2 separate regions of the Homo sapiens genome follow, and region 2 is linked to region 1. Evidence: chromatin loops called from intact Hi-C (ENCODE). Cell type or tissue: transverse colon. All regions are shown on one strand. Each heading gives the region's core, and the rest is flanking DNA. Links, peaks and the distances in the headings are about the cores only. Region 1 overlaps MARK2 (microtubule affinity regulating kinase 2). Region 2 holds the start of RCOR2 (REST corepressor 2).

The links. Hi-C counts contacts between places; a loop is a spot of excess contacts. Peaks named below come from ENCODE experiments on the same cell type or tissue, not always from the same donor. Only the 100,000 strongest peaks of a DNase experiment are listed, where the experiment ranks them.
Region 2: a loop joins it to region 1, with 3 times the contacts of the local background. A loop is called at or near these places in 32 of 110 quality-filtered maps.

The regions. Positions count from the first base shown.
Region 1 is chr11:63,843,094-63,852,064 of GRCh38, forward strand. All of the region lies in intron 1 of MARK2 (microtubule affinity regulating kinase 2), which reads left to right. Among named protein-coding and RNA genes, the nearest start is that of MARK2, 8.5 kb to the left of the region's middle. In transverse colon, for the core only: no CTCF peak of the experiment used is centred there; a DNase peak (open chromatin) is centred at 4,408; H3K27ac peaks cover 2,109 bases.
Region 2 is chr11:63,917,039-63,926,009 of GRCh38, forward strand. It overlaps RCOR2 (REST corepressor 2), which reads right to left and starts at 126. Exons shown (of 12, transcript NM_173587.4): 1 at 1-126. RefSeq lists silencers at 1-77, 218-277, 955-1,004 and enhancers at 3,178-3,840, 3,841-4,501. In transverse colon, for the core only: no CTCF peak of the experiment used is centred there; DNase peaks (open chromatin) are centred at 143, 938, 1,163, 3,293 and 1 weaker place; H3K4me3 peaks cover 2,599 bases; H3K27ac peaks cover 3,786 bases.

The sequences.
Region 1 (8,971 bases), core at 626-8,625:
CCTGCTTTTGCAGAAGGAGGGTTCTAATCTGGGGCTCGTAGCTTGGGGGATTCTTAGTTTGTGAGCTGAGCTTTTTGTTCACTTCTTTTCCAAATGACTCTGCTGGCCTGAAGCTTGGCAGTTGTGAAAGCAATCAGCAAGATGACTGTTTGTCTTCCAGCCAGCAGCAGCAGTCACAGGCAAGCCTGGAGAAAGGTCCAGCTTCCAGAGTTCACCTGCTAGAGTTTTCCATAACACCTGGGGGAGAGGCTACTCCATCTGGGACCTGCCCCACCTCTGGGCCTCAGAAACTATGAGAGAGGGATTGAGAGAAAACTTGCCCCACTTCTGCTGCAGTGGGAAGGGAGGGGGCTGCTGTCAGGCTTCTAGGCAGTGAGCGGCATTGTTTATTCTCTCAGTTCTAGGAAGGGGAGTTTAGAAGTACTGGTGAAGAAAACAAAGTTACAAGATCCTATAAGGAACAGCTGAACTACTCCAAACACTCTCACTGGACCCCCATTGTTGATTCTGGATAAAAATATATATATATATAAAACTCTTTTTTTTTTTGACACAGAGTCTTGCTCTGTCGCCCAGGCTGGAGTGTAGCGATGCGATCTCGGCTCACTGCAACCTCCGCCTCCCGGGTCAAGCGATTCTCCTGCCTCAGCCTCCTGGGAGTAGCTGGGACTACAGGCGCCCACCACCATGCTGGCTAATTTTTGTATTTTTAGTAGAGACGGGGTTTTGCCATATTGGCCAAGCTGGTCTCGATCTCCTGACCTCAGGTGATCTGCTGGATAAATATTTTTTTTTTGCTTTTGGTGTAACTTAGGTAGATTGGATCGGCTAGCTAGCATCTCAGTCCACACTCTGAGCTGTGCAGCAGTGTGCCCTGGTGCTAATTCTCACTCTGTCCTTTGATTCTGGCCAGGGGGTCCTTGGTGGTGCTGCCTTCTGGTCAGGAATGTGGGTGAATGTCAGACCAAATAGTGTCACTTTCGGCTTGGCCCTAGAGATCAGGAAGGAAGTGTTGTTAGAGCAAGGGCTTTGGGAGTCCTTGGAGTTCGTAACCTTTGAATCTGAAAAGTAACTGTACCTAGTAAATTAGAATAATTTCTCTCTGGTCAGGCACCATGGCTCATGCCTGTAGTCCTAGCACTTTGGGAAGCCAAGGCAGGAGGATTGCTTGAGGCCAGGAGTTCAAGACCAGCCTGATCAATAAAGTGAGACTCCATCTCTACAAAAAAATTTTTTTAAATTTAGCTGGGCATGGTGGCACATGCCTGTGGTTGCAGCTACACAGAAGGCTGAGGCAGGAGGATGGCTTGAGCTGGGGAGGTCGAGACTGCATTGAGCTGTGTTTGTGCCACTGCACTTCAGCCTGGGTGACAGAGCAAGACACTATCTCAGAAAAAAAAAATTACTTTTCTCCAATTTATGGACTTCGGAAAGTAGCTAAACAGATGGATATAAGACAGTTGTTGAAACTCGGCCTGCTGCAGATTAAAATAAAGTTTGCACAAGGATAACTTAATCTTTCAGACCAACCAAAGTTTGGGCTGGAGATTTTTCTCAGCATAAATGTCCTAAGCAGAGTTGGTGCCTATGAGGTAGGAAAAGATTGAGACTTTGCTTGCCTAAGAGGTTTGCAGGGTTCGAGCTTTTGGGAGTCAGAACTTCTCAGACTAGATTGTTTCCCCTTTGGACAGAACAACCCAATTCTCAGTGGGCATTTGATCAGGACTAACCCAGGCCTTCATGAACTCTTTCCCATTGAGCACTTAGCCACCTGGCTGGCATTTCTCTTCTCCCAGGAGCTTCCATGAGGTTCCTACTTATGTATTATGTCGACTTGAATGAATATTTTATGTCTAGAGTGCAGCCAAGCCTCAGACTTTGTGGCCCATTATCGACAAATGGGGTAGGGGGTGGGCGCCACCTTTGGCCCCGTGATAGCTTCTCTGCTAAATGGACTCCCCCCAGCAGCACTTTGAAGCCCATTAATGGATTGGAATGAAGTAACCTCAGCAGATGGAAAGGGTGAGGAGGGTGGTCATCTTCCTTCCCTGAGACTGCCTGATGAGGCTTTCCTACAGTAACCAGGACAAGCCCCTATTCCCTCTGCTTGGTTAAGCTGTGGACTGGAGCTACTAGGCCTCTGCTTTGAGAGGAAGTATAGAAAGGATTTGATTCTCTTTTAGCCATGGTGGGGCCGCCAGTTTCCCCACTTTCCCATCAAAGCAAAAATTGAGAAGGATGTGGAAAGGGTGGGTGGAGTTTAAAGCTGGCCCTTCCTCCTTCAGTGGAAGTTCAGCAAAATGACAAACCAGATAGGTGGCTAAATTTCCTTCTCTTGATGGGAGATTCCAGTATTTGTACGTTTTGTGCTTGTAGCTTGGATTCTCCAGGCCTCCTCCCAGCTTTCATCAAACATGAGTGAGTCACTGAAGTGTTGTCTATGCATTTTCTCCCTTCTGTCTCTGCAAAGGGAAGAGTAAGCCTTTACAAACCTGTGGGGGAGGAAGTCACCCTCTTCCCACTGCTGGAGAGCCAGGCTATCCCCAGGTTAACCCTGAAAGTGCTAACTCCTGAGCAGAATGTTACTGCCACCCGCCCCCTTCCTTTTTGTTATAGGCCATTGAAGGTCATTGCTCGTCTTTTTTTTTGAGACAGTCTTGCTCTGGTCACCCAGGCTGGAGTGCAGTGGCAGGATCTCAGCTCACTGCAACCTCCACCTACTGGGTTCAAGCGATTCTCATGCCTCAGTCTTCCAAATAACCAGGATTACAGGTGCGCACCTCCATGCCTGGCCACTTTTTGTATTTTTAGTAGAGATAGGGTTTCACCATGTTGGCCAGGCTGGTCTTGAACTCCTGGACTCAAGTGATCCGCCTGCCGTGGCCTCTCAAAGTACTGGGATTACAGGAGTGAGCCACCGCGCCCGGCATCATTGCTTATCTTTTAGACTGAGATAGTACAGCTGATTCTAAACAGCACCCAGAGAGAATCTGGCCTCTTGATTTCCAGTTGTGTCTCAGAGGAGGAGGCATCCCAGTTCCTCCTCTTGCCCTCTAGACATCTCCTCCTCTGATAAGTATAAATAGGCTAGATCCCTTTATCTTCATATCTGTTTTTGTCTGGAATGTTTCAAGTTTCTCAAGCTAGGTGTGGTGGCTCATATCTGTAATCCCAGCACTTCGGGAGGCCACGGCAGGAGGATCACTTGAGCCCAGGAGTTCAAGACCAGCCTGAGCAACATAGTGAGACCTCATTTCTACAAAAAAAAAATTTTTTTTTTGAGACGGAGTCTTGCTCTGTTGCCCAGGCTGGAGTGCAGTGGTGCGATCTCAGCTCACTGCAACCTCCGCCTCCCGGATTCAAGTGATTCTCCTGTCTCAGCCTCTTGAATAGCTGAGATTACAGGTGTACGCCACTGTACCCCGCTAATTTTTGTATTTTTAGTAGAGATGGGGTTTCACCATGTTGGTCAGGCTGGCCTTGAACTCATGACCTCGTGATCTGCCTCAGCCTCCCAAAGTGCTAGGATTATAGGCATGAGTCACCCCGCCTGGCCAAAAAAAATTTTTTTTTTTTTTTTGAGACGTTGTCTTGCCCTGTCGCCCAGGCTGGAGTGCAGTGGCACGATCTCGGCTCACTGCAAGGTCCGCCTCCCGGATTCACGCCATTCTCCTGCCTCAGCCTCCCGAGTAGCTGGGACTACAGGTGCCCGCCACCACACCCGGCTAATTTTTTTGTATTTTCAGTAGAGACGGGGTTTCACCTTGTTAGCCAGGATGGTCTCGATCTTCTGACCTCGTGATCCACCCACCTCGGCCTCCCAAAGTGCTGGGATTACAGGCGGGAGCCACCGCGCCCAGCCCAAAAAAATTTTTAAAAAGTTACCTGGGTGTGGTAGCACATGCGTGTATCCCACCTACTCAGAAGGCTGAGATGTGAGGATCACTTGAGCCTGGGAAGTTGAGGCTGCAGTGAGCTGTGATCATGCCACTGCATTCCAGCCTGGGCAACAGAGTGAGACCCCATCTCAAGATAAATAAGGTTTGTCAGTCCCTGTGGTGGTTCTTTCCGCAGATGTCTGTCTTTGGGTTGGCACTTATTTCCCCCTACTTGCAGTTATTCCTTACATTTCTCATTAGAAAATGGCAAAAAGGGCAAAAGTAAATTCATTTCCTTTTTACACCAAATCATTAATTTTAGGCTTATAAAACTAAATGAACAGAAGATTTGGTAGGAGAGGAGGGGAGATGGACACTGATACTGGTGGCTAGGTGATCCTGAGGGACAACTGGTGCCTGGCAGAAAGAGAGGAGGGCTGTGTTCAGTGACTGGCTCCCAGCCACCTTTTTGGCCTTTTTCTTTTTAACATGAGGAAGGCGGAGCAGACCAGGGGCTTCTCTGTAGAACCAGTCAAGCTGGTTTTGGGCAGCCTTGGCCTATTTTCTTGTGTGCTCTTTGGGAAGTTGGCAATACAAAGGTCTGCCTCCTTTGGGGCTGTGTTCGTTGAGGCGAAAGTTTGGAAGACAACTATCTGTCAACAACCCCCTTCTCCCCAAACACTGAATGGGTCTCTGAGCTGGTCCTTCACTCCAGGGAGGAGGCTTTCTCTCCACCCTATGCTGAACCTGAAGGCAGCTTTGCTTTATACACCTTTCACTGAAAGCTCTAAGACATTAACTCCTTTTTTGGACTCCCTTCCCAATTCACAACTTGGTGAAAGACCCTCAGCCTAGCCAGGAGGAAGGGACTGGGTCTGCCTTTGGCTCCTCATTTATGGGTCTGGGAGGGGATCAGGACTCCTTACTGCTATGATCTGGCTGCTAAATTCAGTGACATCCCAGGCCTTTTTTCGTCCACGCAATGGGACTGTCTGTCCAGGCCTGCTGGGAAAGAAAAGAGAGAAAAAATAGTTTTTGCTCTTTGGCAGCTTACAGGGACTTCAGCCATAGGAAACAACCTGTAGGAAAGGTGGGAGCTTCCGGTCACCATGTGTGCTGACACTTCCTGCAATAGCACTAGGAAGTCTTTCTCAGGGAGCAAGGCCAGCCAGGTAGGATTATTTCCCAGTCTCCCAGCTAAGCAGGAAATGCCAAAATATGAACGTTTAGTAATTAGTGAGTGTAACTACCTGCTGACAGAGCTCCAGCCTAGACCTTGTCCTTGGGGGCTGGTTGCCCCTGTTGATACTACAGTGAGCTACTCATTGCTTCTGATTACCATTTCAGTATGAGTTTTGCTTTGGTTTCTGATATCCCATGTGCGGCTGCCTTTTTTCTCCACCTTCTTTTTGTTGTGTCTTTTTGTTTTTTTGAGACGGAGTCTTGCTCTGTTGCCCAGGCTGGAGTACAGTGGCACAATCTCAGCTCACTGCAACCTCCGCTTCCCAGGTTCAAGCAATTCTGCCTTAGCCTCCCAAGTAGCTGGTACTACAGGCATGTGCCAGCACACCCGGCTAATTTTTTTTTTTTTTTTTTTGAGACAGGGTCTCGCTCTGTCGCCCAGGCTGGAGTGCAGTGGCGCGATCTCAGCTCACTGCAAGCTCTGCCTCCCGGGTTCACACCATTCTCCTGCCTCAGCCTCCCGAGTAGCTGGGACTTCAGGCGCCCACCACCATGCCCAGCTAATTTTTTGTACTTTTTTTTTTTTTAAAGTAGAGATGAGGTTTCACCATGTTAGCCAGGATGGTCTCAATCTCCTGACCTCATGATCCACCCACCTCGGCCTCCCAAAGTGCTGGGATTACAGGCGTGAGCCACCGTGCCCGGCTGTAACACCTGGCTAATTTTTGTATTTTTAGTAGAGATGGGATTTCACCATGTTGGCCAGGATGGTCTCGATCTCCTGACCTCGTGATCCGCCCGCCTCGGCTTCCCAAAGTGCTGAGATTGCAGGCGTGAGCCACCGCGCCTGACCTTGTTGGTGTTTTTAAGAGACAGGGTCTCACCCTGTCACCCAGGCTAGTATGCAGTGGTGTGATCATAGCCCACTGCGGCCTCAAATAGCTCCTAGGCTCAAGTGATTCTCCCACCTTAGCTTCCAGAGTACTGGGACTACAGGTCACACCTGGCCCCCTCAACCTTCTGGACTTTTCACTCACCCCATCACTCCCTACTTCTCCGCCACAGAAGACTGTCATTGGCTATCTTTGCAAGTAGTATTGAAGCCACTCGGAGATTGTTGCTTTGTCTTTTTGCTCATGAAAGTTTGAATTACTGGTTCTCCAGTCACAGGAAGTGGGGCTCCTTAGGCCAGCTCCATCTCACGTAGTGTACTGATTATGTTGAGCTTATGGCACAGCTGAGAGGAGAGTCCAAACTTTTTGAACACTTTTTGACTTCCAATAAGTGGTTCCACTATGGTTAAGAGCAGGTTTGGTGGGCCGGGCGCGGTGGCTCATGCCTGTAATCCCAGCACTTTGGGAGGCCAAGGCAGGCGGATCACCTGAGGTCAGGAGTTCGAGACCAGCCTGACCAACATGGTAAAACCCTATCTCAACTGGAAATACAAAAATTAGCCCGGTGTGGTGTTGTACACCTATAGTCCCAGCTACTCGGAAGGCTGAGGCACAAGAATCACTTGAATCTGGGAGGTGGAGGTTGCAGTGAACAGAGATCATGCCACTGCACTCCAGCCTGGGCAACAAAGCAAGACTTTGTCTCAAACAAACAATAAGAGCAGGTTTTGCGGCTAGATTTCCTGTATTGGAATCCTGGATCATCCTCTCCTGTGATCTTAGGTTCCCTCTGTGTCTGTTTGCTCATCTGTAAAATGGGAGAAGAATAGTACCCATCTTATAGGTATAGCTGTTATGAGTATTAAAAGAGTTAATGAATAGAAAGCATTTAGAATAGCGCCTGGCACAGCAGAATGATCATTGTCATTATTGTTCCAGTTGAACAACACAGTGAATTTTATCTGAGCACCACACAACTCTAGGTCAGTATAAGGGGTGATGTTTGGGATTTCTCTGTAATCAGTTGAAAAAATCTTGTTCTGGCATCTTCAAGCCACTGGGGTCCTATAGGTGCTTTTTCTAACATTTCTGTTTTTTTGTTTGTTTGTTTGTTTTTTTGAGATGGAGTCTTGCTCTTGTTACCCAGGCTGGAGTGCAGTAGCACCATCTTGGCTCACTGTGACCTCCACCTCCCAGGTTCAAGCGATTCTCCTGCCTCAGCCTCCCAAGTAGCTGGGATTACAGGCACCTGCCACCATACCTGGCTAATTTTTTTTTTTTTTTTTTTTTTTTTGGATTTTTAGTAGAGATGGGGTTTCACCATGTTGACCAGGCTGGTCTTGAACTCCTGACCTCATGATCTGCCCACCTCGGCCTCCCAAAGTGCTGGGATTACAGGCGTGAGCCACTGCACCCGCCCTAGTTTGCTTTTTTACCAATCACCTATCTGAAAAAAAATGGAATGCTACTGGAGAGATTCATGTACTTCTGAGAACACTTTTAGCTCATTTTTTATAAGGCATCAATATTAGATAGTTTTCTTGATTAAAGAAAAAAAAACACCACCCACTGCCTGCCTATATTTCTGGGTTGCAAATGATGGCGGTGGATGTGCAGCCTCATCCGTGGCTAGAAGGCCAAATCCAAAGTCACCAGAGCTTGAGTTTTTTGAGAGTTGAGATCTGTGTGTCAAAGGGGAAGCCCTAGGGTGGTTCTCTGCAGCACCAAGAGCAGGGATTCATACCATCATGTTCCTTTCTTTTTTCTTTTCTCGTCTTTTCTTTCTTCCTTTCTTTTTGTTCTCATGAGTTCTCACTGTGTTGCCCAGGCTGGTCTTGAATATTTGGCCTCAAGTGATCCTCCCGCATTGGCCTCCCCAAGTGCTGGGATTACACACTCAGCCATGTTCCTTTCTTCAAGTACGGTATTGACCCTTTGGCCACAGGAGAACGTGCCCAGTTTTTCTTAAAGACCACGTGGGAACTCAGCAGCCCATGATTGTAGGTTCCTTTTTCCCTCATAGAGTGGCCTTCAAGGGCAGGTTCTTGTTATCTGCGTTTCAGAGACCCAAAGGGACACAGGCATTTCTGCTCCTGGGAATTTGCGGACTTTGAATCTTGAGCTCAGATTTTGGTCTCTGTTGGTTGCTTGTTTATCTTCATCTCTTGTCATTTCTGGAGCCTGCATGCCTTCTCAGAGCAGCAGGTAAGTTGCTTAGTTTTTTCACATTGAAGCTGTGGCTGGGGGAAGGTAACAGTGTCCCCTCAGAACTCATGGAGATGCCAGGCATAGTGGAGGCTGAGGCAGGAGGGTCACTTGAGGCTGGAGGATTGCTTGAGGCCAGCCTGGGCAACATGGTGAGAGCTCATCTCTAAAAAATTTTTTTAAAAATAACTCATCAGGGGCTATTTCTTTCATTGTATTTTCCTCTTCCTTTTGAACCCCTCTGCTGACTTGTTTCACTTTCTTTTTTTCTGTTTGGTTTCTTTGAACTCCCTTTCTTCATTATCATGTCCTCATTCCCGTCCATCTTAGGTTTTTCATTTCCTTGTTCCACTCTCCCTAACCTGTTTCTGTGCCCTGTTTATGGCATGGCTCAGGATATGAATTTTGATCTCCGTCTGAGATCTCCTTCAGGTATAGAATCCCAGACCACCTGGTCCTTTTGTTCTCTCATTCCTCTGATTTCTGTACATTTAAGGATTCACTGCTTTAGAAAACTTTTTTTTTTTTTCTTGTTTCTGGAGCCACCTCTCTCAGTAAAGCCAGGCTTGGCAACTTATTAGGGACAGCATTCTGGTTTCCCTGGTGACAGGGTTTAAGCTGATTCTAGGCTGTTGCCTCTAACCCATCAGGAATGCCATAAGTATAGACCCTGTCTTGGGAGAGATCTGGAGAGATACTTGAGAATTTTGGACACTGTAATATTGAATTTGGTTCTAATTGTGATCTAGAGACCCTCAGACTCTTTCAGGTGATGCACGAAGTCAAAATTCTGTTCATAGTAACGTTAACACA
Region 2 (8,971 bases), core at 1-8,000, 73 kb after region 1:
AGGCGGGCGGAGCGCAGCCGCGGGTGCCGCCTCGCACCCTCCCCGGCGCGCTCGCTCTCCCCGCCGCGCTCGGGATGCCGCTTGCTCGCCCGCTCTCCGCCGCCGCTCGCTCCTCGCGCACACAATGAAGCTGCTGGCAGGGAAGTAGTGCCGGCTGCGGCCTCAGCACCCCTCCCCCAGCCGATGCCTCCGCCAGCTGAACATCTGGCCCTGGGGTGGGAGGGAGGGCCCGGGGGGCGGGGCCAGGGGGCCGGGGCCAGACCTCCAGGGGGTGGGATCAGGACCCTGGTGGGGCGCGCGTCCCGCTGCGGGGGCTCCCCTCGCGTCCCTGGGCTCCCAGACTTGCCCCTGGGGGAGACCCCACTGCCCCCCAGGAGTAGCCAGGGGTCAGCCCCACCCACGCGCACACCAACACCACACACCAGTGGGCTCGGGTTACTGCCGCCTGCCCCGGGGGCCCTGGGGCCGCCTGCCCGCCCGCCCGGGTGGAGCCCAGCTTTTCCTTCCATTTCCCTTCCTGCCAAGGAACTCCCCGCCCCCCCTTCCGCAGGGGGGACCCCCCTTATGCGCCCTTGGGGGCCAGAACGGATGGGAGGCTGGACAGGCAAGGAATGAATTCCTCCAAGAGCTACCCAGCCAGAGGCTGGCTTCTGGTGGATCTGTGGGTCCCCAAGGGTCGCCCCAATTCCCTTTAACTGCTGCAGTATGCACCCCTAAACAGTGGTAGCAAGGGCTGAGGGATGGGGAGTGGGAGGTGTAGGGGAAGGTCTGGGCTGCAGGGGAGAGAGGAGCTGGGTCTCCTCCCCACTGGGTTCACTGTCACCCCAGCTGGAAGCAGCATCCCCCTCCCCCCGGACAAGCACGGGCAGAGTGACAGACAGGGAAGCGGGTAGAGCGGCACAGACGGAGATGGGGGAGGGGGTGGGCAGAGACTTTCAAAGCCAGACCCAGCCACCCTGCCAGGCACACAAAGAGCCAGCGCACACACCGGCGGCGGCTCCGAGCCTGCGAGCTGCGCCCGTGCCCGTCCCCGCCGCCCGGGGCACGTGCTGCAGCGCACACAAGCTGAAGCCCCCGCCCGCCGCCCCTCCCACCCGGAGCCCCAGTCTCCTGGACACACCTCCACCCAGGCACACCCCGCTGTGCCCAGACTGAGCCGAGCCCGCACTCGCGCCCTCCTCTCCCTTCCCTTCCTGGTCCACTCTGTAATCAGATTCCTAAATTTAGAAGCAGCCTAGGGCCCAGCCAGGGATCCCTGCCCCCACCCGCTGCCTGCGGCCGAGTGGCCGGGGTGTTGCGGTCGGGCCACGACCCGGCTGGGGCCGCTTGTTCCCGGGGACTCCTGCGGACAGCCAGGGAAAGCCAGGCTCGACCCCACCCGGCTGCTGCGCCGTCGAGCCACATGGGGCCACCCAGCCAGCGGCCACGTTGCCCGCCACACCTCGGGCCAGGGCTACGGGGCCTTTATCCTCCTCTTAAATCATGGATTGGGCACCAAGCCCCAGGGTGGGGAGGTCTGGACAAAGGAGAATGAATGGACCAGGGGCTGGTCTGAGCTAAGGAGGTCTGATTCAAGACTGAGAGTCTTCCCAGGCCGACCCCTCCTAAGTGGCAGGGCGCCATCCCTGTCCCCAGCACCTCCACCCTTTGGAGAGACTCTCATTTCTGTCCCCTCCTGCCTGGCAGGCAACCATTGCTGCACACCAGCCTCTCCTACGGTGCTGTCTTCCATCTTGCCCCCGCCCCCTATTAGGCAGGGCCTCAGTTGAGTCCCCCATCCCCCTTGCCTCCTTCCCAGACTCAAACCTGCACCCCCAGGCTCAGCATCCTGCTTATTTCTTGCCTCCCTACTCCAGGGCTGCCCCAGGTACCCCCAGTCTCTCTAGCAGGGATCCCCAGCCACTGGATTCCCTCCGGCCCAGCATCCCTCTTCCCCGCCTCCTAAGAACCTCATTCTCTTCATTTCTATCTAGAGCCAGGCACTCTGGGCCAAAGGAAGACTCTGCTCTGGAGGTGGGGACAGGGAGGGGAGGTTTATTCCTTGGGGCGGGGGTTGGGAGAGTCCCTAGGCCCTGATGCAATGAGGCTTCTGCCTAGGAGGTGGGCCACGACACAGGAAGTGTGTCCTAGGAGTTTGGGGGCGACTGTGGGGGCCACGGGGTCCAGAGGGAAGGCGCATTCCTAGTGAAGAACCCCCTCATGGAGGGGCAAGGGTGCAGGGTTAGAAGGGGGAGGGGCAAGGCCCCACCCCTCCCACCTGCTACAGCCGCCCCCTCCCCAGCTGGCCCCCTCTTTTGTGCGAAGCCACACAAAGGACAAGGGGCCCCGGCCGGCCTGGCCATCTGCTCCCAGCAGCATGAAGGCTCTTAAAGAGACAGCACCCCCTCCCTGCCGCCCCGGGGCTGCGGGGCGGGGCTGCGCCACCGGATCCGGGCTCCGCGGTTATCCCAGATCCCACCCACCTTTCCCTGGCTCCACTTGTCCCCAGGTCAGAAATCGTCCTCCCCCAGGCCTGGGGCACAGAGGTGCCACGTGGCCAGGAACATGGGGGTGTGGGAGGGGAGGGAAGGAGAGGCAGCCCGGGGACCAGCCCCTCCTCTCCTGCAGCCTGAGGCAGCGGAAGGGGCCAAGGAAGCTGGGCAGCGCGGCCGAGAACCCGGGGCCCTCACCTACCCGAGCTACCTCCGAGCTTGGCGCGAGCCGGAGGGCTCCCGGGAATGCCCTCCCCGCCATTTTCGCCGATGAGCTCGGGCTCACCCTTCCACTGGAAGCGACAGCGCCTTCTTTTCGAGGGCTGCAGGCCAGGACGCAGGCCGCCTGGAAGCAAGTGTGATCAGGGCACATTTATTTCCTACGGTGTGCCAGATGAGGAAACTGAGGTCTTGCACAGCCCCTACACAGGCCTCCGCCAGAAGCTGCATCCCTTGCCTGGGCCAGAAAAGGCTCCTCACCCCTCCAGTCCCCAGGGAAGCCGGCCCTAGCCAGGCCGAGTCCCACTCAGCGCCCTTGCCACACACACAGCTCAGAGACACAAGTCTATATGATGCCTGTGGTGGTTTCCTTGCCTGTCTCTGGCTGGGCTGTGTCCCCATGAGGGCAGGGGCTCTGTTTGCTGCTGTGCTTTCGGGGCCTGGCATACAGTAGGCACTCAGTGTTTGCTGAATGAATAAGTGTCGGAAGCCCTTTGCCTTCACCGGGCTTCTCTGCGCTCTGCCTGCTGGGTTTCTTGCTTCCTCCTTCCTCAAGGTGAGGCCGAGGGGACAAAGGTTGAACAGGGATGCTGGGAGGGAAAAGGAGGGTGACCTTGGGCAAGCCATCCGGCCTCCCCTTGCCGCTCCCTCCTCCCGCAGGCGGGGGCAGCTCCAGCCAATCCCAAGCCCGCCAGCCCTGCCAGACAGACTGGGACTGTCCCGAGCTCCGGCCCAGCGAGCCTGGCCGCTGTGGTGTGTTGCCTGGGACCCTGGCCAGGCCATCAGTGGCCACAGCCAAGGGGCTAAACTTGGGGAGGGAGAGAGGCAGCGGGAGGGCCCCGGGGTTGGGGAGGGAGTGTGGTGGGATCCGAGCCAAAACCTGGCTGAGCAATTAGGGGGCTGGGGGGAGGTGCTTCCATCGACTGGGGGCCTGGCGGGAGGTGACCCTGGGGAAATGGAGGAGGTGGGCTAGAGTGGAAGGACCATGGCAGCTCCCTCTGGGGCCCCCACCCTCTCAGTCCTGCCCAGACAGGAATTCGGTTCCTCCCTCCCCTGCCGCCCACTGGGGCCCTGGGCAGGCTGTGTGGCCCAGGGTGCTGCCCTCCCCTTTTCTGGGCCCTGTCAGTGAACCCCCTGGCCTAGCCGGCACTCCTTCCCCCACCCCACCTCACCCCCCACCCAGGGTTGTGAAGAAGCTGAAAGAGGTGACAGAGGTGGCAATCTGGCGCTTGGCACCACCCCGGCACGGTGGCCGTGCAAGGAGGCGGCAGAGGGAGGCAAGACAGGCACATCTGGGAGTGGCCCTTGGGGGAGGATGCAGCAGACCAGGCGCGGGGTCAGCAAGGAGACTCCAGGCTTCAGACACCCACGTGGGGGAAATCTGATTCCCTGAGCAAATCTGACATCCCTGGGGAAGGGTCAGCAAGACCTCGGGTTGAGATGAGAGGTGACAGGAGCTCCCAGACTCCATGAGGGGGAGCCTGCTTGGTTTCTCCGGAAACTGGGATTGGGGGTGGGGGGCCTCCCCTTGCCCTCACCTGGACAACAGCTGCGCCCTCTGGCGGTGACCGCATGGACCAAGGGGGTCCCACCTCAGTCTGGGAACAAATGTCCTCCCAGAGAGGCTGAGCCTGGCGCCATGTTCCTGGGGAAGTGCCTGGATCATGGTCCCCCTGGGCCATTGGAGTCATTGAGCCTTAAATCCACCCCCAGCAAGGCCTGCCCCAGAACCACCCATCACCCTCCAGTGCAGTCAGGTGGACCAGAGGTCCCTAGAGAAGTGGCAGGAGCTCAGACTTAGGTTGAGTCCTGGCTCCGCTTCTTGCTAGCTACGTGGCCTTAGGTGAATTACTTGGCTTCTCTGAGCCTCAGTCCTTCATCTCTAAAAGGGCAAGATGATCCTGACCTCATTGACTGTTAGGAAGATCCAAGGACATCTCACATGGAATGGAGTAACAACATCAATGCTGGCTTTCATCTGAAGCCGTGCTCCCCTCTTGAGCACCCCCAGCAGGGCCCCCTCTGCCCATGGCTCACTGCTCCATGAGGCAGCCCATGCCCAGTGGACCAGTTCGGGCCAGCCCCACCTTGAGCTCCTGGGTCTGACCTCTGGAGCAAGAAGCTGCTCCATGACATTGGACACTTCACATCTTCTCAACTATGGGTTGAACATTTCCCACAAAGTCCATGTGTTGGAAACTTAATCCCTACTACAACAGTGTTGAGAGGTGGGACCTTTGGGCATGAGGCAGTGCCCTCAGGAATGGATTAATGCCATTATCTCAAGAGTGGGTTAGTTATTGAGGGAGTGGGTTCTAGATAAAAGATGAGTTTGGCCCCCTAATCCCACCCTGCATGTGAGTTCCTGCTGCCATGTGAGGATGCAGCAAGAAGGTCCTCACCAGATTCCAGCACCATGCTCTTGGACTTCCCAGCCTCCCAAACTGTGAGCCAAATAAACTTTTTTGTTTGTAAACTACCCAGTCTCAGGTATTCTGTTACAGCAACACAAAATGGACTAAGATACTCCCTTTAGACATGTCAGCAGTTCCAGATAGGTATCTGGAACTTCAGCCTTCAGTCTGACCTCTCTAATCACTCTAATTATACACTATACACACATAATACAAATATTTTTTTTCTAGACCAACTCTTGCTCTGTTGCCCAGGCTGAAATGTAGTGGTATGAGCTCGGCTCACTGTAACCTCTGCCTCCCAGGTTTAAGCGATTCTTTTGCCTCAGCCTCCCGAGTAGTGGGGATTACAGACATGCGCCACCACGCCTGGCTCATTTTTGTGTTTTTGGTAGAGACGGGGTTTTGCCATTTTGGCCAGGCGGGTCTGGAACTCCTGATCTCAAGCAATTCACCTGCCTTGGCTCCCAAAGTGTTGGGATTACAAGTGTGAGCCACTGCGCCAGGCCACTGAATACAAATTTTTAAATATAGCTTCGATTATATCCCATTCCTTCTCAGCCTTCCACGGTTCCCTATTGCCTTCCAGGAAAAGGTCTCACAGCCCAGTACTCAAGGGGTTTCTAGCCCATGTATGATCCAGCCAAACAGGTGGCTCACCATTCTCTGAGCCTCACCTGGTGGCCCAGGATGCTCCACCCACCCTGCAAACCCTGGCCTGGCTCACCCATCTGCATGCCCCATGCCCAGCCCTTCCCTCAGGGCTGCTGGGTGCTCTGCTCTGCCAGGGCACATCCAGGACTTCTGGCTGAGCAGTGAGTACCCTTCCTGCTCTCCCCACAGTCCCCCTCCACCACTCCAGCCACCATATGGCTCTTAGCATAGGACCTTGCCTCCCACTTCCAGAGGGAAGTGAGGCCATCTGGGAGGAACCCCTTCATGGCCTTTGTCTGCTCCTTCCCCTCCCTGTAGCATAGATGGACCTTCCCCCTTCAAGGCCAACCTCACTCCCAGGCTTTGCATCACCCTCAGTGCCAGCCCCACCACACACACACACCCCAATCCTGAGCACCTTGATTTTCATTTTCCTCTCCTTACTCATGTTTGTCTTCCCCCCTCATCACATGAACCTGCTTAAGTCCATTCATCCTAAACACACACACACCCCTGCACCTCCCGTACCCCACTCCCAACCCTCCCTTCATCCCATGTTCACCTTAGTTGCCCCTTTCAGCTAGCAGTATTGCTGCCTTAAAAAAAAAAAGTGCTTCTTAAAGAGATGTTCACACCCCTCCATCCCTGTCCTCACCTCCCACTCACTCCCCAACTCCACTACTCCACAGAAACCGTTCCTCCAAGGTCACCAGTGACTTTGTTATCTCTAAACCCAAAGGACATTTAGCGGGTATGTTCTCACTTCATCTCTGGGCAGGACTGGACAGACAGGGCCACCTCTAGCTCCAGGATGTGAGCTCCTCCCTGGCTCCCTTCCTGGCTGGACTTCAAACCCTTTATGTGGGTCCTTTGGGCTCCATCCACTCCCTCAATTCCCCTGGCTGAGATATATCAAACCGTGGGCTGTGGATAGCCCCCTCCTTCCCCAGCCCAGACCCCTGACCCCAGGCTGTGAACCCTATATCCTACCAATTGCCTTCTGGACTCAGCATCACTTGCTGTCCCCCAGGCCTGTCCAAAACCATCTCTGAATCTTCACCAATCTTCACCACCATGTGCCCAGCCTGCCCCTTCCCTATCCCTCTTCCTTTTATTTTATTTATTCATTGAGGCGGAGTTTCACTCTTGTTGCCCAGGCTGGAGTGCAATGGCACGATCTTGGCTCACCACAACCTCCGCCTCCTGGGTTCAAGCGATTCTCCTGCCTCAGCCTCCCGAGTAGCTGGAATTACAGGCATGTGCTACCACGCCCGGCTAATTTTGTATTTTTAGTAGAGACAGGGTTTCTCCATGTTAGTCAGGCTGGTCTCAAACTCCCAACCTCTGGTGATGTGCCCACCTCAGCCTCCCAAAGTCCTGGGATAACAGGCGTGAGCCACCATGCCCGGTCTATTTTATTTTATTTTTTGAGAAGGAGTCTCACTCTGTTGCCCAGGCTGGAGTCTGGTGGCATGATCTTGGCTCACTGCAATCTCCACCTCCCAGGTTAAAGCAATTCTCCTGCCTCAGTCTCCTGAGTAGCTGGGATTACAGGCATGCACCACCATACCTGACAATTTTTTTGTATTTTTAGTAGAGACGGGGTTTCACCATGCTGGCCAGGCTGGTCTCGTAATCCTGACCTGAAGTGATCTGCCTACCTAGGCTTCCCAAATTTCTGGGATTACAGACCCTTTATGTCTCTCCCCATTGGGATCCAAAGTAGAAACCTGGGAGTGGCCCTCCACTCTTCCCTCTCCTTTACTTCCTGATCTATCAGTCTCCAACTCTTGTGAAGTCCCTTCTCCCACTGCCCCTCCTGGCCTTCATCCTATTCCTGAAAGAGTCCCCCCACTGGACTCTCTGCCTCCTCTCTTGACTTCCTCTAATCTGTTCTTTATTCGACAGCCAGGGTGATCTTTCTTTTTTATTTTTTGAGATACAGTCTCCCTATAAGGCCCATGCTGGTCTTGGACTCCTGGACTGAAGCTGCCCTCCTGTCTCAGCCTCCTGAGTCACCGTGATTACAGGCACATGCTACCATGCCCAGCCAAGGTGATTTTTTTTTTTTGAGATGGAGTTTCGCTCTTGTTGCCCAGGCTGGAGTGCAATGGCGCGATCTTGGCTCACTGCAACCTCCACCTCCTGGGTTCAAGCGATTCTCCTGCCTCAGCCTCCCGAGTAGCTGGGATTACAGGTGCCTGCCACCACGCCCAGCTAATTTTTTTGTATTTTTAGTACAGCCGGGGTTTCACCGTGTTGGCCAGGCTGGTCCCAAACTCCTGACCTCAGGCGATCCACCTGCCTCAGCCTCCCAAACTGCTGGGATTACAGGTGTGAGCCACTGCGCCCAGCCTCCAGGGTGATCTTTCTAAAACCCAATCTGATCAAGTCAATCCTCTGCTTCTCATTATCCTTGGATTAAGATCAAGCTCCTTAGCATGACTTATCTCCTTCAAAATCTGGTCCCCTGACATCCATCCCCATTCCCCTTTTTTGTTTGGGGATCCATGTGGTGCTATGGCGTTGATCCCATGCCAATGCCAGCCTTTCCCAAGGCCCTGGATACCATGAATGCTTCAGAAATGAACTAGAAACCAAAGCTGGTCCAATCAGCATGTTGTAAATGTAAGACAAAAGACCAGGAAGCTGAGCACAGGAGTGTTGGCTGCCATCTTTGATCTTCGGGGAAAGCCAACACTATGGAGAATACCACGAGGAGATGGAAAAAGCCACCCAAGGCCAGGTGCAGTGGCTCACACTGTAATCCAAGAACTTTGGGAGGCAGAGGTGGGTGAATCGCTTGAAACTAGGAGTTCGTGACCACCTTGGGCAACATGACAAGACCCCTGCCTCTACAAAAAAAAAAAAATTAGCCAGGTGTGGTGGCACGTGCCTGTGGTCCCAGCTACTAGGGAGGCTGAGGTGGGAGGATCGCTTGAACCCAGAAGCCATGAGTGTGCCACTGCACTCCAGCCTGGGCGACAGGGTGAGACCCTGTCTCAAAAAAAAAAAAAAGATGGGAGTCTGAGGCATGAGAATCACCTGAACCCGGAGGTGGAGGAGAAAAAGTCACCCAACCAACCTCACTTGAAGTCACTGAACCTCTGGACCTTTTATTTTTATTTTTGAGATGCACTTTTGCTCTTGTCGCCCAGGCTGGAGTGCAATGGCCCAATCTTGGCTCACTGCAACCTCCACCTCCCAGGTTCA